2 separate regions of the Homo sapiens genome follow, and region 2 is linked to region 1. A link is a loop called in an ENCODE intact Hi-C map of the cell type or tissue named here. Cell type or tissue: ascending aorta. All regions are shown on one strand. Each heading gives the region's core, and the rest is flanking DNA. Links, peaks and the distances in the headings are about the cores only.

The links. A loop is a pair of places that touch in the nucleus more often than their neighbours do. Peaks named below come from ENCODE experiments on the same cell type or tissue, not always from the same donor. Only the 100,000 strongest peaks of a DNase experiment are listed, where the experiment ranks them.
Region 2: it touches region 1 in a loop (4-fold over the local background); 3 of 110 quality-filtered maps call a loop at or near these places.

The regions. Positions count from the first base shown.
Region 1 is chr16:87,195,854-87,211,043 of GRCh38, reverse strand. No RefSeq gene overlaps it. Among named protein-coding and RNA genes, the nearest start is that of C16orf95, 110 kb to the left of the region's middle. In ascending aorta, for the core only: a CTCF peak has its summit at 7,685 (motif pointing left); DNase peaks (open chromatin) are centred at 3,438, 7,683 and 9,753; H3K27ac peaks cover 3,617 bases.
Region 2 is chr16:87,115,642-87,130,831 of GRCh38, reverse strand. It overlaps LOC105371394 (a long non-coding RNA gene), which reads right to left and starts at 13,183. Exons shown (of 4, transcript XR_007065169.1): 1 at 13,109-13,183; 2 at 11,440-11,653; 3 at 11,241-11,308; 4 at 11,046-11,132. In ascending aorta, for the core only: no CTCF peak of the experiment used is centred there; DNase peaks (open chromatin) are centred at 881, 3,191 and 3,641; H3K4me3 peaks cover 2,383 bases; H3K27ac peaks cover 4,811 bases.

The DNA.
Region 1 (15,190 bases), core at 3,270-11,269:
GTCACCGTCTCTATAATCATCATCATCATCATCATCATCATCACTATTATGGACTGAATGTGCCCCCACCCCAAATTTGCATGTTGAAGCCCTAACGTCCAACGTGATGGCATTTGGAGATGGGGCCTTTGACAGGTAATTAAGTTTAGATGAGGTCATGAGGGTGGAGCCTCTATGATGGGTTTAATGTCAGTATAGGAAGAAACACTAGAGTGTACGTGTGCTGTCTCTCTCTCTCTCTCTCTCTGCACCTCCCTCCCCCCCGCCTCTCCTTCTCTCTCCCTCTCTCTTTTTCTTTCTCCTCGCCATGTGAAGACACAGGGAGATGTAGCCATCTACAAGTCAGGAAGATAGCCTTCACCAGAACCTAACCATGTTGGCACTGTGATCTTGAACTTCCCAGCCTCAAGAACTGTGAGAAATAAATTTCTGTTTTTTAAGCCACCCTGTCTATGGTATTTTGTTGTGACAGCCTGAGAAGACCGAAATAGTCACCATCATTGCCATCACCACCATCACCATCAGCACCATCATCATCACCATCACCACCATTATCACCATCACCACCACCACCACCATCACCATCATCCACATCACCATCACTAACATCACCACCATCATCACCATCATCACCATTATCATCACCATCACCACCATCACCATCACCATCATAATCACCATCACCACCATTATCACCATCACCATCATCACCATCATCATCATCACCATCACCATCACCATTATCACCATCACCATTATCACCATCACCATCATCACCAGCATCATCACCACCATCAGCATCACCATTATCACAATCACCACCATTACCATCATCACCATCATTAACATGACCACCATCACCACCATTACCATCATCACCATCATTAACATGGCCACCATCATCACCATCATCACCATTACCATCATCACTATTATCACCATCATCATCACCATCATCACCATTATCATCACCATCACTATCATCACCACCATTACTGATGCCACCATCATTACCATCACCATCACCACCATCACCATTGCCATCACCATTACCACCATCATCACCATCACTATCATCACCACCATCAGCACCATCACCATCACCACCATCATCATCACCATCACTATCATCACCACCATCATCACCATCAGTGACACCACCGTCATCACCATCACCATCATCACCATTGTCATCACCATCACCACCATCATCACCATCACCATGATCATACCGTCATCATCATCACCATCATCACTGTCACCACCATCACCATAATCACTATCATCATCTCCATGATGCAAGTTTTGCATATTTCTGCAAACATACATGTATTTTAATTCTCTGCTCCTTTGCTCAGGTGAACTCTCTTCACCTGGGAGGTGGTAGAAGGAGTGAGTATGAGCTGGGGCTCTGGGATTAGGTTGCCCAGGTTCATGTATGAGGTATTAACTGTAACTCCTGGACAAGTGGTTTAGCTTTCCCAAGACTTGTTCATACAATGGAAATGAAACCAGGCTTGCAGTACAGATATTGACTCACAATTTCTTTATTTTATTTTATTTTATTTTATCTTATTTTATTTTATTATACTTTCAGTTCTGGGGTACATGTGCAGAATGTGCAGGTTTGTTACATAGGCAGACATGTGCCACGGTGGTTTGCTGCACCCATAAACCCATCACCTACATTAGGTATTTCTCCTAATGCTATCCCTCCCCCAAGCCCCAACCCCCCGACAGGCCCCGGTGTGTGATGAGTCCTGCCCCGCGATGTCCATGTGTTCTCATTGTTCAGCTCCCACTTATGAGTGAGAACATGCAGTGCTTCCTTTTCTGTTCTTGTGTTAGTTTGCTGAGAATGATGATTTCCAGCTTCATCCATGTCCCTGCAAAGGACATGAACTCATCCTTTTTTATGGCTGCATAGTAGTCCATGGTATATAAGTGCCACATTTTCTTTATCCAGTCTATCACTGATGGGCATTTGGGTTGGTTCCAAGTCTTTGCTATTGTGAACAGTGCTGCAATAAACATACGTGTGCATATGTCTTTATGGATTTATAATCCTTTGGGTATATACCCAGTAATGGGATTGCTGGGTCAAATGGTATTTCTAGTTCTAGATCCTTGAGGAATCACCACACTGTCTTCCACAATGGTTGAACTAATTTACACTCCCACCAACAGTGTAAAAGCGTTCCTATTTCTCCACATCCTCTCCAGCATCTGTTGTTTCCTGACTTTTTAATGATCACCATTCTAACTGACAAAAAATGTCACATTTCTTTATATCCCTATAACAAAATTCAATCTGCTCTGAGCCTTTCACCTTGACTCACAGTTTCTAAGTCAGGTGTGCACAAATGTGTTTTTCCTTAATGGTAAATAATTAAACTGAACTCTTGAGGTTCCATTTTCACTCAGAGCTGTGAGACCAAATCTTTCTGTTCCAAGGACTTCAGTCATATCTGGTTGAAAATTCTGTGTCTTTTTTGGGTGGGGGTCAGTTTTTTTTCTGCACCCTTTCTCCTTCTCTTTTTGCTGGGGGATGTAAGTTCCTGCAGGGCTTATGCATCCTTCTAGCATGCAGGATGGGACCCCTGGTTTGTGTCTTTCTCTGTCCTTGTTGGTGTTTCCTAAATGTAATTGCTGAGGAGGTATTTTAAAAATTGAGGCGACATTCATATAAGTGTACAAAATTAGCCATTTTAAAGCACTCAATTTGGTGGATTTAGTACATTCACAGTGTCCCCCAGGACTTTGGTGACGCCCTTCCACATCAGGGTGGAGGAAGCAGTTGCTTCTGACTTAAGCGTCACTCTCTTTTCCTGACCTCTTGAGCAGTCACTAATTGGGGGTGGTACCACCCAAGGGCTGTTTGGAAATGCACAGGATGGTTTTGGTTGTCATAGTGACTGGAGGAGCTGCTGCATCTAGGCCCTGAGCCCAGGAGGGCAAACTGTCCTGCCACGAGTGTGGCAGCTCTGCAGGGTCAAGAACCATCTGGTGATGGCAGAGGTGCCTGGTAGAAACAATGTGGAATTTTATCTATAATGTCTGCCCTTTGCAGCAGACATCCACCCCTACCCCCACCACCGCAGGGTTCAACAGTGCCCTGGCCGAGAACTTGCAGTCTTCAGAAACAAAGCAGCCGCAAGACCTCTGGTCAGGCTCACGTTTCCCAGTCCCGTTAGAACTTCTCCTCTGCTGGCTTTTGCTGGCGTTTCTCCTCCATGCTGTTCAGATTCCTCAGGCTGTATAATTATTACCTCATTTGGAGGTTCAGGATCCAATTGTCTGAGCAAGAGAATTATAGTTATGCAACTTCCAGCCAATATGCGAATTTTCTCCAGTTTGCAAGGGGAGGAGCTCTCCCCTTTCCCCAGACATCAGCCAGTGCAGCAGAGTCATTTTACAATCTGCTGGGCCTGACTCCCATGGTTTGGGGGACATTTCTGTTCATCAGCACTGGGTTTAAGGTGAGGGCCGGGGGGCCGGGGAGCTGTGATGCTAATCACTCTCTTCTGCTTACTTTGTTTTGTTTGTTTTAAAAATGACAGGAACATTGACTTTCTTTTTGTTGTACATGTTAACACATGTGTAGATTTGTGCAGCCCTCATCACAGTCAGGACGCAAAGCGGTTTCATCACTCCAAAAACTCCCTCGGGCCATCCCTGTGAAGTTCCACCCTCCCCTCATCACTCACTCTTGGCGCCCACTAATCAGTTCTTCATCACAAGAATTTTGTCTCTTCCAGAATGCCTTATGAATGGAACCCTAAGGGTATGGAACCTTTTGAGCCTCACTTCTTCCACTCAGCGTAAGGCCTCTGATCCAGCCAGGTCATTGTGTGTAATTCACACTGATTCATCCTTCTTCTCTTTCTGAGTAATATTTCATTGTTTGGACGTACGACATTCTGTTTATCCATTCACCAGTTGAAGGACATTTGGGTTCCTTCCAGTGTGGGGTGATTTCGAATAAAGCTGCTACAAACATTTGTGTGCAGGTTTGTGTGTGAACATTTGTCTTTATTTCTCTTGGGTAAATACCTCGGAGCGAGATTGCCGGGTCCTATGGTAGGTATATATTTAACTTTAAAAAAAACTGCCAAACTTTTCTAATGTGGCTGCACCATTTTACACTGTGAGCAGCATATGACTGTTCCTGTTTCTTCCTTTCTTCACTGGCACTTGGCATTGTTGCATTTTTCGTTTTAACTGTTTTAGTGAGTGTGCGATGGGGTGTCATCATGGTCTTAATTTGCAATTCCCTGACGTCTAATGAGGGAGACTTCTTATGTTCTTACTCATCATCCATGTATCTTCCTTGATGAAGCAGCTGTTAAAGTCTCTTGTCCATTTTGAATTGGGTTATTTTTCTTCCTGTTGAGTTTTTAAAAACGTCTTTGCATATAATGGACATATAATGAACTGCACATATTTAGATCATACAGTTTGGTGCTTTGACATATGTAGTCACCTATGAAGCCATCACAGCCGTTCAGACAGTGAACATGCCATCACCTCCAAAGTGTCCTGGTGCCCTTTTGTCTTCTCTCTCACTCTCCCCCCCACCTCCTTCCTGGGCAACTTTTTTTTTTTTTTTTTTTTTTTTTGAGTCAGAGTCTTGCTCTGTCACCCAGGCTAGAGTGCAGCGGTGCAAGCTCGGCTCACTGCAACCTCCGCTTCCCGGGCTCAAGTGATTCTCCTGCCTCAGCCTCCTGAGTAGCTGGGACTACAGGTGCCCGCCACCATGCCTGGCTAATTTTTGTATTTTTAATAGAGACGGGGTTTCACCGTGTTGGCCAGGCTGGTCTTGAACTCTTGAGCTCAGGCAGTCCTCCCGTCTCAGCCTCCCAAAGTGTTGGGATTACAGGTGTGAGCCACTGCACCTGGCCTAAACTTCTTTTCTTTATAAATTACCCAGTCTCACATATTTCTTTCATAGCAATGCAAGAATGGACTAGCACAGTAGTATTCCCTTATTACCCCTTTAGTGTCTGAGGGTCTCATTGAATACTTTCTTGAATTTCTAATACTGATAATATATGCTTCTATTTTTCCTTGCCACTCTTGCTAGAATTTTATTAATTATTTTGAGTCAGCTTTTTGTTTCATTGATTTTTCTCTATTATTTTTCTCTTTTCAATCTCATCGGTTTCTGCTTTTCTTATTGATTTCCTTTGGCTCGACTGGCTGATTTTGCTCTGCTATTTATAATTTCTGCTATTTATAATTTCTGAAGGTGGAAGCTCAGATGATCAGGCTAAGTCCTTTCTTCTTTTCTAATGTAAGCATTTGATGATATAAATTTGTCTGCCAGCACTTGCTTTAGCTGAATTCCACAAATTTTATATCTTGTAGTTTCACCCTCATTCAATTAAAAATATTTTCTAACTTCCCTCCAGAGTTTCTGTTTGACCCATGAATAATTTAGAAGTGTTTTGTTTAGTTTCCAAGGTTTTGGAAATTTTTTTGTTATTTTTCTGTAACTGACTTCTGTTTTAATTTCATTATTATCAGAGACCATACTTTGTATTATTACAACTGTAATTCTCTTAAATTACTTTAATTTTTTTTAATTAGTTGAGGTTTTGTGTTATGAACTAGAAAAACAGCTTTGTAATTTTGTTTGTTTGTTTGTTTGTTTTTTAGAGATAAGGTCTTGCTCTGTTGCCCAGGCTGGAGTGCAGTGGTGCGATCATAGCTCACTGCAGCCTCAATCTCCTGGGCTTAAGCTACCCTCCTGCTTCAGCCCCCTGAGTAGCTGGGACCACAAGCAAGCACTACCACACCTGGCTAACTTTTAAATTTTTTGTAGAGACAGGATCTCACTATATTGCCCAGGCTGGTCTCAAACTCCTGGCCTCAAGTGATCCTCCTGCCTTGGCCTCCTAAAGTACTGAGATTAGGCTGGGTGTGGTAATTCACACCTGTAATCCTGAGGCCCCTATCTCTACAAAACATTTAAAAACTAGCCAAATGTGTTGGTGTGTGCTTGTAGTCCCAGCTACTTGGGAGGCTGAGGCAGGATGATTGCTTCAGCCCAGAGGTCGAGGCTGCAGTGAGCCGAGATTGCGCCACTGCACTCCAGCCTGAGTGACAGAACAAGACCTTATCGCCTTTGTCTCAAAAGAAAAAAAGTATTGGAATTACAGGTGTGGGCTACCATGCCCAGCCTTTGTGAATGTTCTATGTGTACTCAAAGAGAAGGTTTTTCTTTTTCTTCCTTTTTTGCTGTTGTTGGTGTGGTGTAAATGTAAATGACATCCAGTTGCTTGATGGGGCCATTCTGTTCATTTTTATCTTTGCTGACTTCCTATTTGTTCTCTGAATTACCTAGAGAATAAGATTGAAGTCTCCAACTATAATTGATCATTTGTCTGTTTCTTCTTTTGGTCCTATCAATTTTTGCTTCATTATTTTCCTGTTACATTGTTTTTCTTTGGCTGCTTTCAGGATTGTTTCTTGGTCTTTGCTTTCAGCATTTTGACTCTGATGTGTCTAGGCATGGGTTTCTTTGAGTATACCCTTTTATGGGATTCACTGAACTTTTTGAATTTGGAGGTTTTGCTTTTTGACAAATTCGAGACATTTCTTTCCTCTGATGTTTTTCTACCCTGCATTCTCTTTTTTCTCCATCTAGAATTCCTGTGATGTGGACGTCAGGCGTCTGGTACAGGTGCTTCAGTCTCTGTTCATTTGTTTTTTTTCTGGTTTTAAAATTTTGCTTCTTTTTCCCTTTGTTATTCAGGTTGGACGATTTCTATTAATTTATCCTCACATTTAATGACTCATTGCTCTGTTATCTTGATTTTGTTATTGAGCCCATCTGGTGACTTTTAAAATTTTGATTATCATATTGTTTAGTTCTAACAGTTCAGTTTGGTTTTTCTGTATATCTTCTCTTTCTTTACTTACACTTTCTATCTTTCCATTTGCTTTACCAGTGTTTGCTCTTGCTTCTTGGAGTATTTCTATAATAACTGCTTCGAAGACTTTTCTGATACTTCCTTATTATTATTATTATTATTATTATTATTTTATTATTTTATTTTTATTTTTGTTTTTTCGAGACGTAGTCTCACTCTGTTGCCCAGGCTGGAGTGCAGTGGTGTGATCTCGGCTCACTGCAACCTCCGCTTCCTGGGTTCAAACTATTCTTCTGCCTCAGCCTCCCGAGTAGCTGGGATTACAGGTGCCTGCCACCATGTCTGTCTAATTTTTGTATTTCTAGTAGAGACAGAGTTTCACCATATTGGCCAGGCTGGTCTCATACTCCTGACCTCAAGTGATCTGCCCACCTCGGCCTCCCAAAGTGCTGGGATTACAGGCGGGAGCCACCATGCCTGGCTTTTTCTGATCATTGTAACACTGGTGTCATCTTGCTGTTGGGATTTGTTCCTTATCTTTACTTGTACAAGTTAAGATTTTCCTGTATTTTCATATGCTGAGTAATTTTGGTCTGTATCCTGGAATTTTGCATCCTATATTAGGAGGCTCTAGGTCTTGTTTAAATGCCATGGAGGATGCTGATAGTTTGGTTTCAGTGGTCAATCAAGGTGGTTGGATTCAGGCAACAGGTTCCGAGCAGCCTCTGCGAGCTGTGCTCCCAGTGGCCACTCAGTCGTCAAAGCAGGGCAGTGCTCTTCAGAGCTGTCCTGTGCGTGCGCCACCCAGTGGCCAGGCCTGGGCCTGGCGACGGTTTATCCTCGAGTTCCGTTCTCAATGTCTTGGGTCTGCTGTGTAGGGTCAAATGCGTGCCTGTGCAGTTTAAGGGTGAGCCCAGGATTCATGAACAACTTTAAACTGTCTCTTTCCTGATCTCTGCCCTCTCTGCAATCTCCCTGGCATTTTTCAGGCTCCCTGGGGCTTCCTTTTGGGGTTGTGCAGTCAGAAAGCTGAGCTGTCAGTTATTCTGTTTTGCCACATACTTCTCATAACTGTGGCCAAGTCCGGGACTAGGAGGTGGGAGCAGAGAGAGAGAGAGAGAGAGAGAGAGAGAGAGAGAGAGGGGGGGGGGGAGGGGGAGGGGGAGGGGGAGGGGGAGAGAGAGAGAGAGAGAGAGAGAACACACACCTGGGGTCCACTCTGATCTCGTGGAAACACAGATTTTTCTTATCAGAGAGGAAGGTTCTGCCCACTCTGAGTTTCAGGAGCCCATGGGCCATGCAGTAGTCACTGTCATTAGTAAAGCCACGGAATTGTTGGAGAACTGGGGTGCAACAGAACAGAAGAAAATAAAAAGAAAACTGAGATTTGCCTCATTGTCCCCCTTCCCTCTCCTGAAGCGCTCTTTCTCTGACCCTGGCACCTGTGTTCATTTTGAGGTCACTTTGAGTCTAGGCTGGGGATACTGGGGGAAATAATGGGAGACTCAGCTCTAGTTCAGTGAAACTGAATTTTTTTTTCTAGTCTGCCTGCTGGGTCTACAGTTCAGAGTCCTCACACAGCTGCTCCATGCATTCTTGTCGGACATCCCAGCTGCATTCGGTGGAGAAGAGGGTGGAGAGTGTTGACTCCACCTCATCCTCCATCCCAGGCCCTTCTGATGGCTTCTTCACTGTTTTAGTTGGGACAGTTATGGCTGCAGGTGGAAGCCTGCTAAATTCAAAGCTTAAGTAAAACAATGTTAATTTACTCACTTAACTGAACCGGGGAAAACGTAGGAATGGCTGGTTCCAGGGAAGTCTAAATCTGGAAACGCAAATGCTGTCATGTCCTCATCTCCCCCCTCCATCACAGGTGTCCACCTCTCTCTGAATTGTCATTCTGTTCCCTCCGTTGCATTGAGGCTTTCTTCATAAGGTGGGGTGCCTATGGCCAGGGAACACTCTGAGCTCTCATCCTTGCAGCATTTTCCTCATATTTCTCCCAAATTCCAGGATACAAATCAAAATTACTCAGCATACAAAAAAATCCAGGAAAATCTTAACCAACTTACTGCGTAAAAACAAGGAAGGGACAGAGAATGTCTGTCCTGTTCTATGATGGAAAATCCCAGGGCTGACTCTCATTGGACTGGCCTAGATCACATGCCTACCCTTTGGGCCAATCATGTGCTGAGGTGTGTGGGTGCCCCAAGGCTGGAGCTGGGAGGGGCAGTTTCCCCAAAGAAGGAAGCGAGGATAAAACACAGAGTGGAGTGCCTGTTACAATCCATGGTTTTACATGAAACTGAGTGTGCTTGGAGAATAAAAGTCACTAGGGGTATGGCAGTGCCAGCAACAGGGTGTGAGGGAACAGAACACAGGCAGGGGCAGGAGCTTGGAGGTCAGAGGTGGGTGGTAGGGTGGTTCTGATGGGTTTTGAGGGGCCAGGAGCTTTTAAAAGTAGCATGAGAGCCGGGACCGGTGGCTCACGCCTATAATCCCAGCACTTTGGGAGGCCGAGACGGGTGGATCATGAGGTCAGGAGTTTGAGACCAGCCTGGCCAACATGGTGAAACCGCATCTATACCAAAAAAACAAAAATTAGTTGGATGTGGTGACATGAGCCTGTAATCCCAGCTACTTGGGAGGCTGAGACAGAAGAATCATTGCAACCCAGGAGGCAGAGGTTGCAGTGAGCCGAGATGGCAACAGAGCAAGACTTTGTCTCAAAAAAAAAAAAAAAGAGAGTGAAAAAAGAAAAAGAAAAAAAAAAGTAGCATGAGAAATTCATCTGGCCTCACCTCCACAAACAGTTAAGACGGATGCTGTTCTGCTCCCTGGGGACTGACTCATTCCAGAGTGTGGGCTGCCAGTGTGACGTGGCTCAGCCTCATGAGGCTCCTGAAAAATGTACAGGCTTTGGAATCGGAGAGCTCAGGTCCAGCTGGACACTGCTGCTTATGAGCTGTGTGGCTTCAGTCTGCACCTCCTTAAAATGGGTGTAGTCCATAGCAAAGAGACCGAATCAACCTAAATGCCCGTGAATGGTAGACTGGATAAAGGAAATGTGGTACATACACACCATGGAATAGGACACAGCCATAAAAAAAAGAATGAGATCATGTCATTTGCAGCAATATGGGTGGAGCTGGAGGCCACTATCCTAAGCAAATCAATGCGGGAACAGAAAACCAAATACTGCATATTCTCACTTATGAGTAGGGGCTAAACATTGAATGCACATGGACACAAAGAGGGGAACAACCCACCTTCCTCCCATCCCATCTCCCACCCCTCTCCCTGACCCCTGGCAACCACGTATCTGTGTTCTATTTCTAAAATGTTACGTAACACTTTAAATGTTATTAAATGTTTTATGTAACATTTCAAAAATGTTACATAGATGGAATCATAGAGTAACCTTTTGAGATTGTCTTTTTTCATTTATCATAGTTTCCTGGAGGTCCTCCCAAGTTGTCCTGTGTGTCATTAGCTCCTTCTTTTTTCTTTTGTTCCTTTTTCTTGCCCAGTAGCACCCCACAGTGCAGATGAACCACAGTTCATACCTTCACCTGTTGAAGAGCAAGTGGGCTTGTTCTACCTCTCGGCTATTACAAGCAGAGTTGGTATGAACATTTGTTTACAGATTTTGCGTGAACCTCAGTTTGAACTTCTCTGGGGTAAATGCTCAGGAGAGCAAAGATCTGGGGGCAAATGTGATCATTCTCTCCACTTTACAGGTGAGGAGTCTGTGGTTAGGGGAGGTTTCTTGGCTGAGAACACTGCGTGGAGAGGTGACAGGTCAGAGTAGCACTTGTGTGTGTCTGACCCAGCACGTGAACTCTTAGTGGCCACACCTGATGGCCTTCTTCCATGTCTGTCCTAGCCCAGACCCAGCACTGGGGGATGGAGGGGATGTAGAGTGGATGGGACTGCCCCTCAATCACAGATGGCTCTAGTGTCCCCTCCGAGTCTTCCTCTCTGTCTCAGCTCTGGCTGTGGTAAGTGCATCCTCAACACTGCCTTTCTCATTTAAGTTGCAGCTCAGACTTCTCTTTGGCTGATCATTCTGGCTCAAGGACCCCCGCCTGGGCAGTGCGCCCGAGGGCCACAGTTCCAGTCCTGAGCAGGGCTACCCAAGGCCTGTCCTGGCCATTTGCAGATGTGCCTTTTGTGTCTGTTCCCTCATGAGACTGGGAGTTGAGGGCTGGGTCTCCATTCGCTGACGGGTCCCTGAGGCTGAGCACAGTGCCCAATACGTAGTGTGCACTTAGTAAGTATCTTACTACTGACCCGCAGCGTTGTTTAGGAAGATGCGTGTTCATGCTGGGAAGGCTGGGCGGGCTGCTCTGGAGCTCTGAGACTGTTTATTACTGAAAATGAGCCCAAGAAAGAACATTCAATAGTGGGAGTCTGAGGGCGAGACCTAGTGCCTGAGACTCCCTCACGATGCAACCAAAATGGTGTGGGTGTTTTGTTGTTGTTGTTGTTCTGGGTGTTTTTGTTGTTGTTGTGGGTTTTTTTGTTGTTGTGGGTTTTTTTGTTGTTGTGGGTGTTCTTTTGTTGTTCTCGTGGGTGTTTTTTGTTGTTGGTTTTTTATTGTTGTGGGTGTTCTTTTGTTCTTGTGGGTGTTTTTTTTTGTGGGTGTTTTTGTTGTGGGTGTTTTTTGGTGGTTGTGGGTGTTTTGTTGTTATTGTGGGTGTTTTTTTGTTGTGGGTTTTTTTTTGTTGTTGTGGGTTTTTTTGTTGTTGTGGGTGTTTTGTTGTTGTTGTTGTCATTTGGTTTTGAAGCAGGTCTTGCTCTCTTGCTTAGGCTGGCATGCAGTGGTGCAATCACTGCTCACTGCAGCCTTGACGTCCTGGGCTCAAGTGATTCTCCTGCCTCAGCCGCCCAATGGGACTACAGGTGTGAGCCCCCACACCCAGCCTGGGTGGTGCTGTTGTTGTTTTTAGAGACTATCGCTTGTTGAAATTATTAGATACTCTGTGGTGTTTGCGGGTCCCACATGGTCAAATACCCCTGTATTTTATCTCGTCAGTTTCAAGGTGCCCCCTGCACTGCCCCGTGGTCATCTTTGGTCATTTTTATTGCAAGGTTTTGAGAAGTAATTTTCAAGCAGAAATAGCACCCGCTGAACAGTCCATGGGCTTCCCGAGGGGCTGCGATCTGTCAGAGATTGAGCCTGTGATCCAGGCTTTGTCTCCAGGCATCACTGTCACTGCATCTGTTGCCAATGGGCTGGGAGAGGTAAAACCCTGGGGATGCTCTCGTATGGGTCCTGCAGTACAGACGCCGCCAAGCACCCTGACTGGCCAGGAGGAAGCCTGTCTTACTATACCAATGTAATCGGCAAAAGCAAACAGGATGAGGCATTCAGTTGATTGAAAAGCGGTGAGAGTTCATGCTGGCCCGTGGGGCTCAGGCAAGACTCTTCATTTGCAAGTCACACAAACAGCTTCGTTGTTCAGAATGGGCTGGGCTCTGTGGCAGTGAGAAACAGTCCCACGTATCAGGGTCACAGTGCAGCCAATGCTGATTTCTCACAGAGATATAGTCAACTGTGGGCAGATATATATATATCTGTGACTATATCACAGAGATATAGTCAACAAATGCTCACCAGGACAGCTACCGCCTATAAATGTGCTCAGCGTCCAGGTGGCTTTGATCTAGAGGCACCTCCATGTCAGCACGCACTTCCTCTGGGCTGGGCAAGGGAGAGCTAAAGAGCAGAGGTTCCAGCCACAGGATGCTTCTGCCCAGGGGGCACATGTCACTTCCATTCCCATTTGCTTGGCCAGAGCAGGTCATGTGGCCACACTTTACATCCAGGCTCAGGAAGAGGTGGCTCTGGCTGTGGGTTGGCAGTAGTGGCTCCCACCTTCGAGGCTCTCCTGAAGTGCAGAACACAAGGCAGCAGAGAGGCCTGGCTTCAAACCCTGGCTCTGCTTACTGGTTCTTTTTCTTCTTTTTCTTTTCTTTCTTTTCTTTTTTTTTTTTTTTGAGACAGTCTCACTTTGTCTCCCAAGCTGGAGTGCAGTGGCACAATCTTGGGTAACTGCAACCTTTGTCTCCCAGGTTCAGGTGATTCTCATGCCTCAGCCTCTGAAGCAATTGGGATTACAGGCATGTGCCACCACTCCTGGCTACTTTTTATATTTCTAGTAGAGATAGGGTTTCACCATGTTGGTCAGGCTGGTCTCAAACTCCTGGGCTCAAGTGATCTGTCTGCCTTGGCTTTCCAAAGTGCTGGGATTATAGGTGTGAGCCACTGCGCCTGGCCTGCCTACTTGTTCTTGTGAGCTTTGTGCCCTGGTGTGAGCTGTTCACCTTTGTGCTGATTAATTTAATGTCAACTTGACTGGGTGAAAGTATGCCCAGGTAGCTGCTTAAACATGATTTCCAGATGTGTCTGTGAGGGGATTACTGGAAGAGGCCAACATTTGAATTGGTGGACTGAGGAAAGCAGGTGGCCCTCCCCAGTGTAGGTGGGTGCCATTCAATCCGTTGAGGGCCTGAATAGAACAAAAAGGCAGGGGAGAGTGGGGTTTGCTGTCTGCCTGGCTGCTTGAACCAGGACATCCATCTCCTGCCTCAGCACTCCTGGTTCTCAGATCTTCAGATCTGGACTGGAATCTATGCCCTTGGCTGTCCAGCTCTCAGCCTTCCCACCACACCACCTGGACCAACTACAACTGGACCGACTTCCAACTACAGCACCACCACCAGGCTTTCCTGGACCTCCAGCCTGCAGACAGCAGATTGCGGGACTCCCCAGCCTCCATCGTGGCATGAGCCAATCCTTATAATACGTATATACTGCTTCTGTTTCTCTGGAGAACCCTGATGAATGCAAACTCTGCATGCTTTGTTTCATCAGCTATAAAATGGGGACATAAATAGTGTTTCCTCACAGGAGGGCTTTTGCGGGGTCAATTGCATTAATCCATGTGCACCACCCAGGACAGTGCTTGACATCTTGTAAGTGCTCAAGAAATGCACATGGTCAGAATTTCTTCAAGACAGCATAAGGGAAGCAGGGCACTGCCTCAGCTCATGGGAAGGGCAGGTGGGGAGGTGGCTTAGAGGCGCCCAGAGCTGGAGACTGCAGCCCTATCAGGACCCTGTCTCTGTCTTCCCTTTCTGTTTTTGTGTATTGGTTCCCTTCTCTCAGGACAGCTATCCCACAGGAGTTTTTTTTCCCCTAGATCCACATAGAAAAATCCCAGGGAATAACATGATTGGTCTAGCTTGAGTCACATGCTATTCTTTGGCCAATCATAATGGCCAGAGGGTGAACTCCTATGATTGGCAACCCCCCACCACAAGGGAGGAGGGGCCGTTCCACAAAGGAAGGGTTGTGGGTTGGAGGAAGGGGAAGAGAGGGGCTTGGCTGATAAGGAGCCCCCGGACTCAGTGGATTTTGCTCAGCTAATGGTCCACCTCATGCTGGTGGCTCTCTTGGCTCCTCTGTCTTGTTGGCAGGGCTCTGAGGAAGAATGGGGCTCTTCCTGGCTACTCTCCCCTGCCTATGCCTCACAGAGGCAGATATGAATGGCAGCCTCTCTTACAGGCTATAAAGAGGATGGCTGAAGCCAAGCTCACACATTCTAGGTTATTTTTGTGATCATGCAGGAGCCACGAGATCATGTAGAGGCCCAGACATAGTGCTGTGGGGTCTCTCCTTCCACGCCTGGTTGGACTTGGCGTAGACCTGCCCAGCAGGCTTGGGGTCAGGGCAGAGGCTGACTCACTGTGTCCAAGCTCAGGATTCACTGTGTCCAAACTCTTGGAATTCAGGCTGCAGGCCCACACCCTGCACCTGCTGAGCCCGGACGGCTGTCAGGCCCAGCGCCCGGCCTCATGGCTGCAGGTGCGACCTCGCTCTGTGAGGCCAGGTCTGCGAGGGAGCAGGACTGCCGAGGAGGTCTTGGCAGCCTCTGAGCCCCCTGTACCCAGCATGGAGTGTGGAGCTGCATTCCAGGACATGTGAGATGCTCTCTGCAGCAGGAGAGGGGGCAAAACGAGGCTCTAGTAGGAATGGGGTTCAGGACCTGGCCAGTGCTCGGAGTAGCAAGCCCTTGTGGACCCTTCAGCCCTGGAGAGGGGTGCTGGGAAGTGGCCGGGGAGGCCCCTGAGAGAGCACTGAGGGGGACAAGGGGGACAGCCAGCCCCACCCACTCGTGTTCCCCATCCACTTGTCTCTTACAGCTGCAGCATTGGTCCTAGCAGCATGACCGGCAGAAAGGGGGCCTTTGAGAAGTACTTGTTGAACACTAAATTTATTTAGAGCCACCCCAGGATCTGCCATTCCG
Region 2 (15,190 bases), core at 1-8,000, 77 kb after region 1:
ATAGTTTTTATGTATGATGGGTGTATCGGGATGTGACCCCATTGTAAGCAGAGGAGAATCTGTATGCTGCCCTGGTCAGTGGTGCCAGGCCTGGGCACTGGACTATTCAGGGTGACTCCATATGTGCAAGTCTTTTTTATTTTTTTCTTTTGAGGTGGAGTCTCACTCTGTTGCCCAGGCTGGAGTGCCGTGGCACAATCTCAGCTCACTGCAACCTCTGCCTCCTGGGTTCAAGTGATTCTCGTGCCTCAGCCTCCTGAGTAGCTGGGATTACAGGTGCATGCCACCACGCCTGGCTATTTTTTGTATTTTTGGTAGAGATGAGGTTTCACCATGTTGGCCAGGCTGGTCTCAATCTCCTGGCCTCATGTGATCCGCCCGCCTCGGCCTCCCAGAGTGCTGGGATGACAGGCGTGAGCCACCAGTCTTGAAGCTGCCCAGGGCACGTGGTCAACAACCTCTTGCAAAAAGTAGAGGTGAAGACTGGGGAGAAGTGAGAACTGAGGCTTACATGGTTCCCACCCTGACTTGAGGCATACCACTTGGATGGCACTACCCACCTACCTCTAGGAAGGCCTGAGCTCCCTGCCTTCAGCGCGGGTCTTTTTCTTTTAAATCGCCGTGGAGCTGGTTCTCTTTCCTTTGCGCTCTGTCTTGTTCTCTGGCTCCGGTTCCTCTCTCCCTCTCCCTCTGGCAGTGTTTCTGATTTGCTCTGCTGGAAAGTAGCAGCAGTGACCAGTGACCCTTACACAAGGCAGGAAGAGGGGAGCTGGGGGGTGCAGGTTCTGATGGGGGTGAGTGGGGAGGACAGGGCGGCCACACACCAGACAGGAAGGAATGCCCCTCCTCAGCCGGGGACTTGCTAGCTTTCCTGCAGGCTGTTACAGGCTATTTTCCCTAAGGGCGTGTGAGTCATACCCAGAGCTCACCTCTAACTCTCCCCTTCTTCCACCCCATGTGCTGCCTCCAGGTCCTGCTCAATTCAGCTGAAGGGCTATTTATCCAGCACCTCCCCTGTGATGTTTTTAGGAGAGTCAGCCAGAACAAATTATAGAATCAAAAATCTGAGTATTGTCAAGGCTCTGGGAACTTGTTGCCAATTTGCTTTGTGTTCTCGTGGGTTGGGTGTGAGGCTGCCGTTTTCATCACAGCTGCACCAGCACCGGATGTTCTGTTTTATCATGTTTTAAGAGATGTGTCTTTGGAGGGCCCTTTGTCTCGCAGGGAATTGTCCTCCAAGTCAGAATCAGGAAGGAGGAGGCCCTGGTCTTGGATGTGGAGGGAAGGCACTTTGGCTGAATGGAAGGAAGTGGAGACGTGGGGAAATAGGAACTTTGATGCTCTGCTGGCTGGAGCATGAACTGGAGCAAACCTTTTGAATCTCAAGCTGGTTCTGATGAGGCCAATGCACAGCTAATGTGGTTGGCACTATAGTGTTCCCAGCTCTACCCCAAAGACACCCACTAATGCCCAGAATCTATGAACATGTTACTCCACGTGGCAGAAGGTGCTTTGCAGATGTGATTAAGTTAAGGAGTTTGAGTTGGGAAGAGTATCCTGGATCATCAGGGTGGTCCCAGTGTCATCACAAGGGTCCTTATGAGAACCGGGCAGGAGACTTTGCATGAAAGGAGAGGGGAGAATAGAAACAGAGGTTGGAATGATGGGGCCACAAGCCAAGACATGTGGGCGGCCTCCAGGAGCTACAGAAGGCAAGAGGACAGCTTCTCTCCTGGGGCCTCTGGAAGGAGCCAGCCCTGCTGACTCCCTGATTTTTGCCCAGCAAGAAATGTCATTTTGGAATTCTGACCTTCAGAATAAATGGGGTGGTACTAAATTTGTGTTGTTTTAAGCCACTAAGTCAGTGATAATTTGTTGCAGCACCAATGGGAAGTTAATATACCCAGCAGCAATTTTGCTCCCTGTGCACATTTACATATATATTTTTAAACAGATGGGATCCCGCTTTGTTTCCCAGGCTGGTGTGCAGTGGCTATTCACAGGCGAGATCATAGTGATGTAGAGCCTCGAACTCCCAGGCTCAAGTGGTCCTCCTGCCTCAGTTTCCCAAGTACCTGGAACTATAGGTGCACCCTTTCCCTGTATACATTTTAAGACGTCCTCCCCATGTTCGTAAGGGGACACGGGTGAGGATGTGGTGCGGTGTGGGAGTGCTGTGTGTGTGACCCCTTGGGGGAGTGGTGAATGGGGAAGGGCCAGGGAGGCAAGTTATGGAACAAGATGCATCTTCACCCAAATTGGAAACTACAGGTCTGATATGCACAGAGCCCCCCAGCAGGACCCACAAGATGCTTAGTGGGAAAACAGGGCAAGAAATGATAAATAAAAAGCCCTCTTTGTTTGGTGAAGCAGGGTGTGGAAGGGGCCCCAGTGGGGTTCTCAGAAGCTGGGTAGACTTGGTCTTCCAATCCAGGTGCTGATTTTCTGGCTGTGTTCCGTTGGTGACAACTCTTTGAGTCCAGTACTTTTCGGTATGAATATTATCCTCAATAAGATGTTTTAAGCAATCCATATGCACAACATAGCACAAGAACACCTTTACATCTGTGGAAACTTGTGAGGCAGGATAAGATACTGCCCGTCAGGGCTGGGAGCAGGGCCAGGGAGAGAGGGGCCTTTGTGAAGCCTCCCCGGGCAAGGGTCTCACATGGTCCAATGACGGCAACGCACCCAGAGTTGAGCGGTGAGAGTTAGTCTGTGCAGCCTCCTGCCCTGAAGCCCCAGAACAGGAAGGAAGGGGTTTCCAGGAGCCCTTGAGAAGCAGAGGCTGGGAGTGCTGTGGGGAGCTTCCATTTGGGTGAAGGAGGCACACATCACCTGGTCTCCTGTTGGTAACATTAGGATTCAGCCGTCAACGCTCAGCTGGCCAGGTGGAGCCCTCGCAGCTGCCCAGTGGTGGGGATGCAGGTGTGATGGGGTGGGGACCTGGCCTGACCTGGTGGTCTGGAGGTCTGACTACGATCACCAGGCTCAGCACTAATGGAGTGGCAAGAAAGGGTCTGGATGCCCTGCTTACAGCATGCTGTGACAGGATGTTTCAAGGCTGGGCTGCACGGCCAGGCTGAAGCAGAGGAGGCCCAGGGCTTCCACCCGCATCCTAGTGAGCCCAGCCCCAGCTGGCCGTGTCCTGATGGCTGTGCCCCTCCCCGGATGGCCAGTGAGCTGGGGCTGGGGCCGCCCGTGCAGCAAGTCCAGGGTCCCCCCAGGCTCTCGCCTTCCCCCTGCCAAGCCCACCTCTGGAGAAGGGAGAGAGAGCCCCCTGCTTGGGAGGTGAGAAGCAAGTTCACTCAAAACGTCAGCCTCAGCAGAGCCTCTGCCTGCCGGCCTTCTAGATAAACACGGTGGTGTTTAAAGAATCCATGGGGAGGCGTTTTGGCCTGAAGGGAGGGAAGGTTCCAGGCCTCACTCTGAGCTGAGCTGGGATCTACCCATTCCCAGTACAAATTAAAGCCGCAGTCCACCATGTCTGAGGACCATTTCCAGGTTCTTCCGGGGGTCTTGCAACGGGAGGCAGCCACTTAGCCAGTCCTTGACCACGACGGAGCGGCCTTTGGGGAGGCTGCTGGGTCCCCTGCCGGAACGTGGGACTTTATGGAAAAATTGAGCCCACGAGCACACGCAGAGGAAATTCCAGGGAGCGAGGCTGACAGGCTTGTCTTGGAAAGCAGCTGGTTACTTTGGCCCCAGCCCAATTCTCCCGCTCTCCTCTCTGCACTGCCCTCCCACTCCCCAACTTTGCTTTTTCTCCCAAAAGAAAAAAATAACGAAACCAGAGAGGCACAACGGAATCAAACAGAAAAATCCCAACTTAAGAGAAAAGCGACAAATCCCCAGGGGCATAAAATCACTAGGGCCTTCACAGGCGCTTGTTTGTTTGCTGGTTAAAGACTGACAGGCCGGCGCAGAGGGCCACCTACAAGGACCAGGGGCAGGCAAGTTAGAAGCTCCCATCTTCTGAGTCCTCACTACCTGCCAGGACTTTCTTTTTTCTTGAGGAGTAGCTCAGCACTCACGTTAAGTGTGGCTCAGTGAGTTATCCCACGTGTCCTGGCATGACCATGCCCAGGTGGCAACACAGCCCACTCCCAGTGCCCTTGGGCTCCCTGCTCCTCCCTCTCAGCCAGTGGCCTCTTGCAGCTAACTTTCATCCTCAGCTTTATATCCACGGACTCTTAACAGCATGATCCATTTCGTGTGGGCTTCTTTCACTTGCGACGTCTGGGTGGTCCCTCTGTATGGCTGGGGGATGGCAGGGGCTTGCTCTTTTCCTTTGCTGGGCAGAATTCCATTCTGTGAACGTGTCCAGGTCACTGTGCCCCTACCGGTTGATGCACATGTGGACTGTTTTCATTTTCTGGGTGCTCTGGATAAAGGTGCTACGAGCTTTCTTATGCAAAGTCTTTTGGTGACTGAGTTTGTTATATGTGTCTCAGCATCAAAACAGTTCCAGGACATGCATCCAATTGTCAACATCCCACCTCATAGACAAGAAAACTGAGGCTCAAAAAGTTTTCATGCCTGGTTCCAAGCCCCAGAGTCGGGAGCAGGGCTGGGATTCAAACCAGATGCATGTGATGGAGACCTGCGCTCTGAGCTCTTGGTAATGTCTGCCCAGGGCACAGCGCTTCAGCGGCAAAGTGGCCAGGTTCTCCAGGGTTTCAAAGTGCAGGAGATATGTCTGGATGGGGGGCCTGGCTCCTCCTCCTCGGCAGAGGGGCAGCTGCCTTATTCCGACGAGGTTTCGAGCCTTCCCTGCTCCCATCCTCTCTGAACCCCACCTAAGCCCCAGCTGTGCCCATATGGCTGGAGGGAGCCCCTGACAGCTGTATTCTATGTCCTGGGGAAAGGCAGGATCTCTCGCCATGGGGGAAAATCCCTGTAAATCCTGTGACAAACAGCTCTAATCTGGTGTTTAATGCAGAGCCTGATGCCGGCTGCAGCGAGGGAGGGCACGCTGGCACTGGGGAACACGACCGTGCCAAGGCTGGAGGTGCATTTGGCCCCTGCAAGGCCATCGCCCTGCTGACCCTAAGCAGGCAGCCAGCAGGGCACGGCCGGAGGCTGCACGGCTTCTCCACTGCACGGCTTGCCGGCCTCGGGGTGCGTGGGGAATGGTGAGATAAGCACGTGAAACCACAGCTCGGCCTTGATGGTTTGTTAGCTGGCCTTAGTGTTTTCAATTGTCCGAAATTGGGACACTCTGTCCCACAGGCACCTTACCTGAATACCTTATCGGAGACCCTGGAGGCCAGATCCGTTTCAGAATTCAGAATCTGTTAGCTTTTAGAACGTTAAATCAGTGCTTATGTTGTATGTCATTAGCAGCCCTGTGGGATCCCGGGCCACACGGGGCAGTGAGACTCACGAAAGTTTCTGTAGCCGCCGCGTGGTGCACACAGCCATGGCTTGCCTCGCCTCAGCACGGGAGGCTTTGCTGACCACGGGCTGCGCTTACTGATGCCACTCAGATGCATGGGACCTCAGCATCCGCAAATTCAACTGCACACGCTCAGCACTGCATGGGTGGCATGGGGGTGAGTGCGGTGTGCGTGTTGTGTATGTGACTGTGTGGAGTGTGTGTTCTGTGTGTGAATGTGTGTTGTATATGCAGTGTGTTGTGTGTATTGTGTCATGTGTGCGAGTGTGTGGTATGTATGTGTGGCATGTTGTGTGTGCTGTGCATATATGTGTGTGTGTTGCATGTGTATGTGATGTGTGTGGTGTGCTTGTGTGTGTGGTGTGTGTCATTGTGGTGTGTGCATTGCATGCGTGTGTGCTGCATGTGTGAGTGTTGTGTATGTGGTCTGTGTTATATGAGTGTGTGTGCTGCGTGCGTGTGTTGTGTATGTGGTGTGTGTGGTATGTATGTTGCATGTGAGAGTATGTGCTGCGTGTGTGTGTGGCATGTGTGTTGCGTATGTGAATGTGTGTTGTATATGTGGTGTGTGTTGCATGAGTTCCTTGTGTGTGTGTTGTGTATGTGGTGTGTGTGGCATGTGTATATGTTTCATGCATGTGTTGTGTGTGTTATGTGTGCGCTGCATGTGTGTGTGTTGTGTGTTGCGCGTGTTGTGTGTATGTGTTGTGTATGTGATGTGTGTTGCACGTGTGTGTTGTGTATGTGGTGTGTGCTGTTTGTGTGGTGTGTGTGTTGTGTATGTGGTGTGTGTGGCATGTATGTTGCATGCACGAGTGTGTTGTGTGTGTTATGTGTGCACTGCATGTGTGCGTGTGTTGTGTGTTGCGCGTGTTGTGTGTATGTGTTGTGTATGTGATGTGTGTTGCACGTGTGTGTTGTGTATGTGGTGTGTGCTGTTTGTGTGGTGTGTGTGTTGTGTATGTGGTGTGTGTGAGTGTGTGTTGTGTATGTGGTGTGTGTGAGTGTGTGTTGTGTATGTGGTGTGTTGTGTGCGTGTGTGTTGTGTATGTGATGTGTGCTGGGTTTGTGGTGTGTGTGTTGTGTATGTGGTGTGTTGCATGTGTGTGTCGTGTATGTGTTGTGTGTTGCGTGAGTGTGTGGTGTGCATGTGAGAAGCTGCTGCTCTCTCAGTGGGTCCTGGTGAGCTCAGCCCGCCTAGTGAGCATCTTTCTCAAGGAGGTGAGAGTCTCACCCCTGGAGAGGTGCATTTTTCTTGCGCCTTTTCTGGCCACTGCTTGTGCTTATGTGAGGAAGGAACGGTCTATCCCCACGTGATAGTGAGAACCAGCTGCTCTGGCTTGCTGGGAAGGTCCCAGGGCTTGGTTTGGGGCGTGATTTAATTGGCTTTCAATGGGTTTTGCCCCATGTGCTGACTAGCGACAGTAGCGATGCTGGTGAAATGAAACATCCCCATGGCATCTCATTCCACCTTCATGACAACTCTGTAAGGTGCATGGAAGTTTGCATCCTGGCTGTCTAACCGACAGGGAACCAGGGGCTTATGGGGCCAAGCAGCCTGAGATCACGCAGCAAGCCTGGCAGGCCTGGCTGGGACTCACACTCGCCAGGCTCTCAGGGCTGCTGCGGACGCTGCGACCTTGTCATTTACCAGTGAGTCACAAACCACTCAGACTTAGGGGATGGGAACAACAACATTCTTTCATTTTCTGCTCGTGAACCGTACTTTGGGCAGGGATCTGCAGGCACAGCTCATCTGTGTCTTGTGTGGTGTTAGCTGCGGGGGCTCCAAGCTTAGAGGTGAGTTGATGGTGGGGTTCTGGAATTTGCTGAAAGTGTGTTTACTCATATGTCTGGTGTTGAGGCTGCTTGTTAACTGGAACCTTCATTAGGGTCTCTCATCTGGAACCTTTGCACGCGGTCTGCCTCGTGGCTGCTTGGGCTTCCTCCCACCATGGAGGCAGAGTTCTAAGCACACAGGGTGGACACTGGTGGCATTTCTATGGTCTAGTGTTGGCAGTCATTTCTGCTGTACCTTACTGGTTGAGACAGTCACAAACTTCCTCTTGAACCTGGGCACGGGTTCCTCACCACTTGACTGGGGGAGCATCAGGGTCACATCCTAAAAACAGCATGCGGCCTGGGATATGTTGTGGTGGCCCTCTTTAGAAAATGCAAATGGCCACCAAAGCTACTGCCTGCCTCAGAAGCGTCCAGTGTCTCTGGGGGATGTTCAGGTCCACTGCAGTCTTCAGAAGCCTCCTGCTGGGACTCAAACCACCGCATGCTGCCTAGGAGCCTCTGTGTGCATCTCAGACCTCCTGGACCCTTTAAGCTGAAGATACTTAGTGGCACTCTTATTGATAATAATCTTTAAAATAATTTAAAATATAATTTATAATATATTTGTTCATTTATAAACATATATATTACACAATTATATTTATCATAAAGCTCCCATATCAATCATATATATCTGTAGAATTTTATATTTTATTTAGGTGACACATTTTATATATGATATTTTTATTAATTTTATGTAATCGTTATATAGAACAAATTATATAATGAATATAAGTATATTTGTATTTATTAAAATGTTTATTTATATGAAAAATTTTACATTAAGTATAACATTTACCACGTTAATTAGTGGTAATATATTGCCTCTAAAGAAGATTAGACATTATAATCATATTGGGGATCTCTGTCTAAGTATTGGTTGTTCAAAAGTAATTTCAGTGAGGACCATGCCTTTTCCAGGAGGAAGGATTTTCTAGGGACACATCTGGGGGTATTTCTGGGGAGTTTTAGTCAGAGCTATAGGTTGTTTTCAGCACAATGGGAAGAGTTACTGGCTGTGAAAAGGGAGCGGTCGGAAGATCTGCTGTCTAAGGCTCCTAGCTAGTGAGTTATCCCACATTAGAATGGTTAATGGGGTGGGGGTTATCCCACGTTAGAATGGTTAAGGCTGGGGAATCCCATAACAAACATAGAAATAAACAAACAAAACTCCACATAGGCTCATGGATTGCCTAAATGCAAATGGACCATTTGGTTTAATTTCTTTAAAAAGTCATGGGCACCCAGAGCTGGAAGGAAGCGTGGAGACCAGGTAATCCTGTGCATCTTAAATTGGGAGGCGCACAGCCCCAAGGGGAGACGGAACGGGCAGGGGGAGCCACAACGTAAACACGCTAAGCTTTGATTTTTCCTAGACGCCAAGTAATCTAAAACATTTCCAATACTCAAACAAACATGGGTATTCTTTGGAGTAAGATGTAAAATCTCCATAAGTTTTTAGGATAAAACAGAAGACTTCAAAGAAATTCCACCCTGGCAGCAGGCTGGCCTAAGCTAAGATCACAGATGCCTGGCTTCAGCCCCTCTGAGGTACCAGTCTGCTCTCTCTGCCCGGGAAGCTGCATGCTTGCTGGGAGGCCCTACCCCAGCTCTCTGCAACACTAGCTTCTTGAGCAAAAAGTGCCGGGAAAAAAGAAAGAAAAAAGATGAAATAGAGGGGCTGTTGCTTGTCTACCTCCACGAGGAGTTAGGGCCACAGCTTCCAATGTTGGGCTGATCTGAACTGAGATGTCCCTTAGGTGTGAGTACATGCTGGATTTTGAAGCTGTAGTATGAAAGAGTGAAAAAATCTCATTTATATTGATTACATAATGAAATGACAATATTGAAGGTACATTGGGCTAAACAAATAAATTCCTTGGTTTCTTCTTACTTTTTGTTTTGTTTTGTTTTGTTTTTTGAGAAGGAGTCTGGCTCTGTTGCCAGGCTGGAGTGCAGTGGCGCGATCTCGGCTCGCTGCAACCTCCGCCTCCCGGGTTCAAGTGATTCTCCTGCCTCAGCCTCCTGAGTAGCTAGGATTACAGGCGCCCGACACCACACCCAGCTGATTTTTGTATTTTTAGTAGAGACAGGGTTTCACCATGTTGGCCAGGATGGTCTCGATCTCTTGACCTTGTGATTTGCCCGCCTCGGCCTCCCAAAGTGCTGGGATTACAGGTGTGAGCCACCCCGCCTGGCCTCTCCTTACATTTTTAACACGTCTACTATAACATTTAAAATTATTTATGTGGCTCACATTGCATTTTTATTGGCTGCTTTGGGCTAGAACATATGGTGTTTCCTAATGTAAAGGATCATGCAACCCTGTCCTTCATATAGCATCCTGGGGGACCAGTGTTTGGCAGAACATGGGGTGGAAACATTGCTTTAGGTAAGAGCTGTCTCTTTATGGACCTCCAGATAAACACTGGGTTTTCTCCCCTCCACCCTTGTCCTGGTCCCTTCGTGCTAGGCATTCCCACCTCCCTTGAAGGTCTCAGACCAGCCCAGCCTCCAACACAGCTCAGAGCCCTTTAGGATCAAGAGCATTCTTTATCCCCCGACGCCCCACCCACCCAGCTCCCAGTGAATCCCTCCTTCTTGAAAGTCTTCCCACACTCACTCTTTCAGTAATTAATGTGATAAATCAATAATTCACTCCCCAACAACCTTAATTCTGTTTTCTTATGTTGTTAAAAATAGCAGTGACCTGGCCCTTTTGTTGTTTCTTTAGGAGGTTGCTCTAAGCCTCTCATTGTGCAGGGGAGGCTGAGAGGGGAGGTGCTTGCTCAGACTTGTGTCTGAAGTTGGCAGGAAGGCCAGACCCTGGTGGGGAAATCAGGACGCCTGGTCGTGCCTCACTTCTCCCAACTCTCAGTTCATTCCATGCGTGGGGCTAGAGAGCCCCAGTTTTTCATTATGGTCCAACACCCTGGGGCAGAAACTGTTGGTTACCAACACCAAAGCCCCGGTCAACACCTTTCTCCAGCTGCAAAGATGGGGTGAGCCAGATACGTGCATTCTCAGGCTTCCTCGCAGCCAGGGTGCCTAGTGACCCTGTTCTGGTCAATAACTCAAGGGGGAGTCAGCAGTGGCTTTCAGGGAAGAACTTTCTTCCTGTATAAAGGAAAGGAAGCCATGTGGGGGCTCATGCAAATAGGTCCTTTTTTGCTATCCCAGCCCTGCTCCACTTCCTGCCATTGAAAATAGTTGAGGTGGCTGGTGGTGCAGTAGCCACCTTGGGACCATGAGGTGATAATCCAGGGGAGAATAGTTGAGAACAGCAGAGCAGAAAGACAGAAAGGACCTGGGTAAGGATGGCACGATTTTGGTGCCAAGCCAACCCCAGAAGCACCTATTTACTGGCTTTTAAAATTCCGATATGACGCTTATGTTTTATCATCTAAGCCATCCTTCATCCTTGCACCGGAATGCCTACTAACTGATAGACACTCCACATTATTGCAGAGAGAAAGAACTCATGCAACAGCCAAAACGTGTAGTATAAATTCATGTTACCACTAAGCCGGAGAGTGACGGTCTCACTGTCCCAAAGCATTGATCGGTCTGACCTAAAAGGTCACAGCAGTTACAGCTTCTTGAGGCCAAGCCCGGGGGCGGTTCACGAGCAGTACCTCACTTAAACATCTCCATGGCTCTGTGAGCCAGCGTCTGTTCCTTCCTCTACTGTGCAGAGGAGAAAACCAAGGCATGGAGAGGGAGAGTAACATGTCCAAGGTCACACGGCTCTGTCATCTCTGAGCTGGAGGAGCCTAAATCTGAGCCCAGACCCTTAACAACTAACCTCTCAGTGCTTCCTGCATGTCTTTCCTTGGAGACAAGGCTGCTGTATACTCCCAGGATACCTGCTCTCCAAGAAATCCCAGCACAACTGTAAAAAATAGGAAAAGAAAAAAGAGGAAACCTCTTTTTCAAGCAACACGGCGGTTCCATTTTTCAAACAAGACACCCGTTCCCCACTCCCAGGCAGGCCGCCTACCATTTATCTGGGGCTGCATCAAAGATGTCCAGTGTTGTAAGTTTTTATTTGCTTCAGGTGGGCAGTTTCTAAATGGACAAATCACGTTTTTGATCGGAAAGTAACACATGAAAGACATAAAAAAGGAAAAAAATGTTCAGTAGGTTTATAGGCTTTCCCTTATGCCAAAAAACAAAGGAGGCAGGACAAGCTGACTAACCTCCAAACATGACAAGTGCTCATCAGAGAAGCTGGGGAGGGTTCCTGAAAAGGAACTTAGTTCTGCTCAAATTTAGCTTGAATGAAATACTGAGTCATTTTCTTGTCTGGGATAAATGTGGGGGAATAAGTCAGTCTTCTGGAGAGACAAGAGATGAATTTGCTCTTCCAGAAATATAACCCAGTCTTGTAAGTATCTTCCACAGTGTGGGTCTCTGTAACAGAACAGAGACATGAAATGGGATCTTTTCAACCATTGTTTCAGCATTTTTTCTCTTATTGGTACAATCAGAGTTCCCAAGAACTACCTCCCCAAATTGTTATTGGTTTTAAATGGAAACACTGATGAATTTAACACTCAAAGAACAAAAGAGTGACCATATATATTTTTTAAGTTTGATTTTTTGGCCTGGCACGGTGGCTCACACCTGTAATCTCAGCACTTTGGGAGGCTGAGGCAGGAGGATCACGCGGTCAGGAGTATGAGACCAGCCAGACCAACATGGTGAAACCCCATCTCTACTAAAAATAAAAAAATTAGCCAGGTGTGGTGGTGTGCGCCTGTAATCCCAGCTACTCGGGAGGCTGAGGCAGGAGAATCACTTGAACCTGGGAGGTGGAGGTTGCAGTGAGCCAAGATCGCACCACTGCACTCCAGCACTCCAGAGCGAGACTCTGTCTCAGGAAAAAAAAAAAAAAGTTTGATTTTTTAAGTTGTACAAGGAATGTAACTTGATTCTGAAATTTAATGGTGGTAATGACAGTAACATTGAGCATTTTAAGTGCTTTGCTGTATGCCAAGAATTTTGAAAAGTGACGTGGGCATTAGCTTACTACGTCCTTGTAAGAATTTTATAAGTTGGTTCCAGTATTATCCCTATTTTACAGATGAAAAAACTAAAGTGTAGGTGCCTTGTTTGAGATCACACAGCCAGCATTGGAAGAATTCGCATTTAATCTTAGGTCTGTCTGATTCCAGAGCTGTGTTCTTTAGACACCCATCTATTTTGAAATGAAGTGTCTTACTTCAGGTCCCCACAAGAGCGGACCCTGAGACAAGGATTTTGATGTAAGGGCTTCATCCGGAAGGGCCCCACAGGAAGTGCTGATAGGAAGCTGGGAACGAGAAGCAGGAAAGGGCCAAAAGCCAGTGCTGGGCATGTCCGTGAGCAGGTTATTATGGGCAACTGGGGCTCAAACCTGCTGGGGGCCGCTGGGGGGATGGCGTAGAAAGTTTTCCACCTGGGGGCTGAGGAAGCTGCGTGGTCGTGGTACTCTCCCACCCCTCCCTCTATTCTTCCTCGGTTGCAGGCTGTCCTGGAGCCCTGACCAGCCCAACAGTCCCCACCTGCCCCTGCGTGCCCTCCCATGCACCTTTGCCAGCAGTTCTGGCAGAGGATTGCATGTGCTCGTGGTAGAGAACTGTCAGCGTGCACAGGACGAGGTGTTCTGAGGAAACACAAGCCAGCGGTATCAGCTGTGTGATGCTACAACAGAAACTGCAGTCCAATTTACCTAGTACGAGGACTCACAATGCAACATTTTGACTTATTTTTGCAGAATTATAAGTACCGAAATAATAACAATTCACTATCACCAGAGTGTGTGTAACTTGGGGATGGCTCAATTTTAGAATGCTTATTTACATAATTGATGGATAATCAGATTACCTCAAGAGATGTTCACATAAACACTCATTCCTGTTAAAACTGGTAAAGAAGAATCCTCAGCAGCAGGAACGAGAAGTCTGTCTTCCAAATCAGGAGTTGTGTTCAGCTGAGCACCGCAGTAGTCACAAAATCAAATCACTTTAGACATCACACACATTCCCATTATTATTTAATATTGCACCTGCCCAAAATAAATGATGAATTTTGAAAATTTATAATGAAAAATGAATTTAGGCCAGACACAGTGGCTCACTCCTGTAATCCCAGCACTTTGGGAGGCTGAGGAGGGCAGATTACATGAGGTCAGGAGTTGAAGACCAGCCTGGCCAATATGGTGAAACTCTGTCTCTACTAAAAATACAAAAATTAGCCAGGCGTGGTGGCCCATGCCTGTAATCCCAGCTACTGAAGAGGCTGAGGTAGGAGAATCGCTTGAGCTCAGGAGGCGGAGGTTGCAGTGATCTGAGATGGTGCCACTGCACTCCAACCTGGGCAACAGAGAGAGACTCCATCTGAAAAAAAAAAAAAAGAAAAAAAAATTTAAATGAAGTTGAGACTCTCATAAACTTAGATCAATCCAAAGAAATCAACTAAGTTACCTTATTCTAATTGTTCTGAGTTCAGAACAAACTAAATATACCCTGAAATAATATTGGTACATACCACCAATAGTTTATAAAAACATACATTAAAATATATTTAAAAGTTTTGTTCAGAATCACAACACAAAATGAGAAGTAGTCAAGAATATAAACTTAACGAGAAATGTAAGTAGTTACATGAAGTACACTATACAATTATGGACAATAAAAATAATAATTGATTAATCTGCTTATGGTCATATTTTCAAAAATTAATGTATTTGTTAAATGTTGTCTTAAAACCAACCCCCACAGATATTAGATTAGACCTCATGAAATTTCCATTTTTGTAGGTCAAAGATTAGGATAAACATTGGTGATATCACATGGCTCCACTTAATATTCTTGAAATTTATTCTTCCAAATGAAATGCATATATTCTAAATAGGTAACAAATATACTTGATTTAGATATTCTAAAGAGATAATAGATATAAATAGTATATATAGAAAATACAGTCTAAATAGATAATAGAATATTATACTGTGAAAGAATATTCTGAAGAAGAATACTAAAGAAGAGGGGTTTGCTTCCCTAGGTGTTTTATTAAATTCTTTCATATAATAGGGTCCTTATCAGGTTTTCATGTCTAACAGTCCTGCCTTTTCCTGGATATGATAGGACAAAGAAAGCAGGACATGATTTTGAGGAAGAATTTTTTTTGTTTTTTTCTGAATAGCATTGTGAGGATTGGTTTGCTGTGTGTAAGAAAATCAATGTAGTAACCCATATCACATTATAGATTAAAATAATTTCTTCATTCATTAAGAATTAATTTGTACAATGAACAGAAAATGTATTAGAAAAGTGTCTGCTTGGCTGGGCGCGGTGGCTCATGCCTGTAGTCTCAGCACTTTGGGAGGCCAAGGTGGACGGATCACGAGGTCAGGAGTTTGAAACCAGCCTGGCCAACATGGTGAAACCCCATCTCTACTAAAAATACAAAAATTAGCCGGGCGTGGTCGTGGGTGCCTGTAATCCCAGCTGGTTGGGAGGCTGTGGCAGGAGAATTGCTTGAACCCAGGAGGCGGAGGTTGCAGTGAGCTGAGATCGTGCCATTGCACTCCATCTTGGGCAGCAGAGCAAGATTCCGTCTGAAAAAAAAAAAAAAGTGTGTGCTTTATGCTTGAGATCTGGTTGGAAGAAACAGGCATGTATGCACACGCAGAGACATATACACACACGTACACACACAGACAACACAGGCACACTCATACACTTGCTCATGCAGACGCAGGCACACACCACAGAGGAAAGAAAGGCAGGTTTGACAAGGTAAACATTTTAAACCTCAACCCAAAAGAATGGCCAGTTAATAGAACAGGGAAAACAAATATGACAAAGATCTCTTTCACGGATTCTTATCAGTTTATATAAATTGTTTACAATAGATGACTGGATGGAGGGTAGGTACAGAATATATATAAGTCCCAAAGTAGAA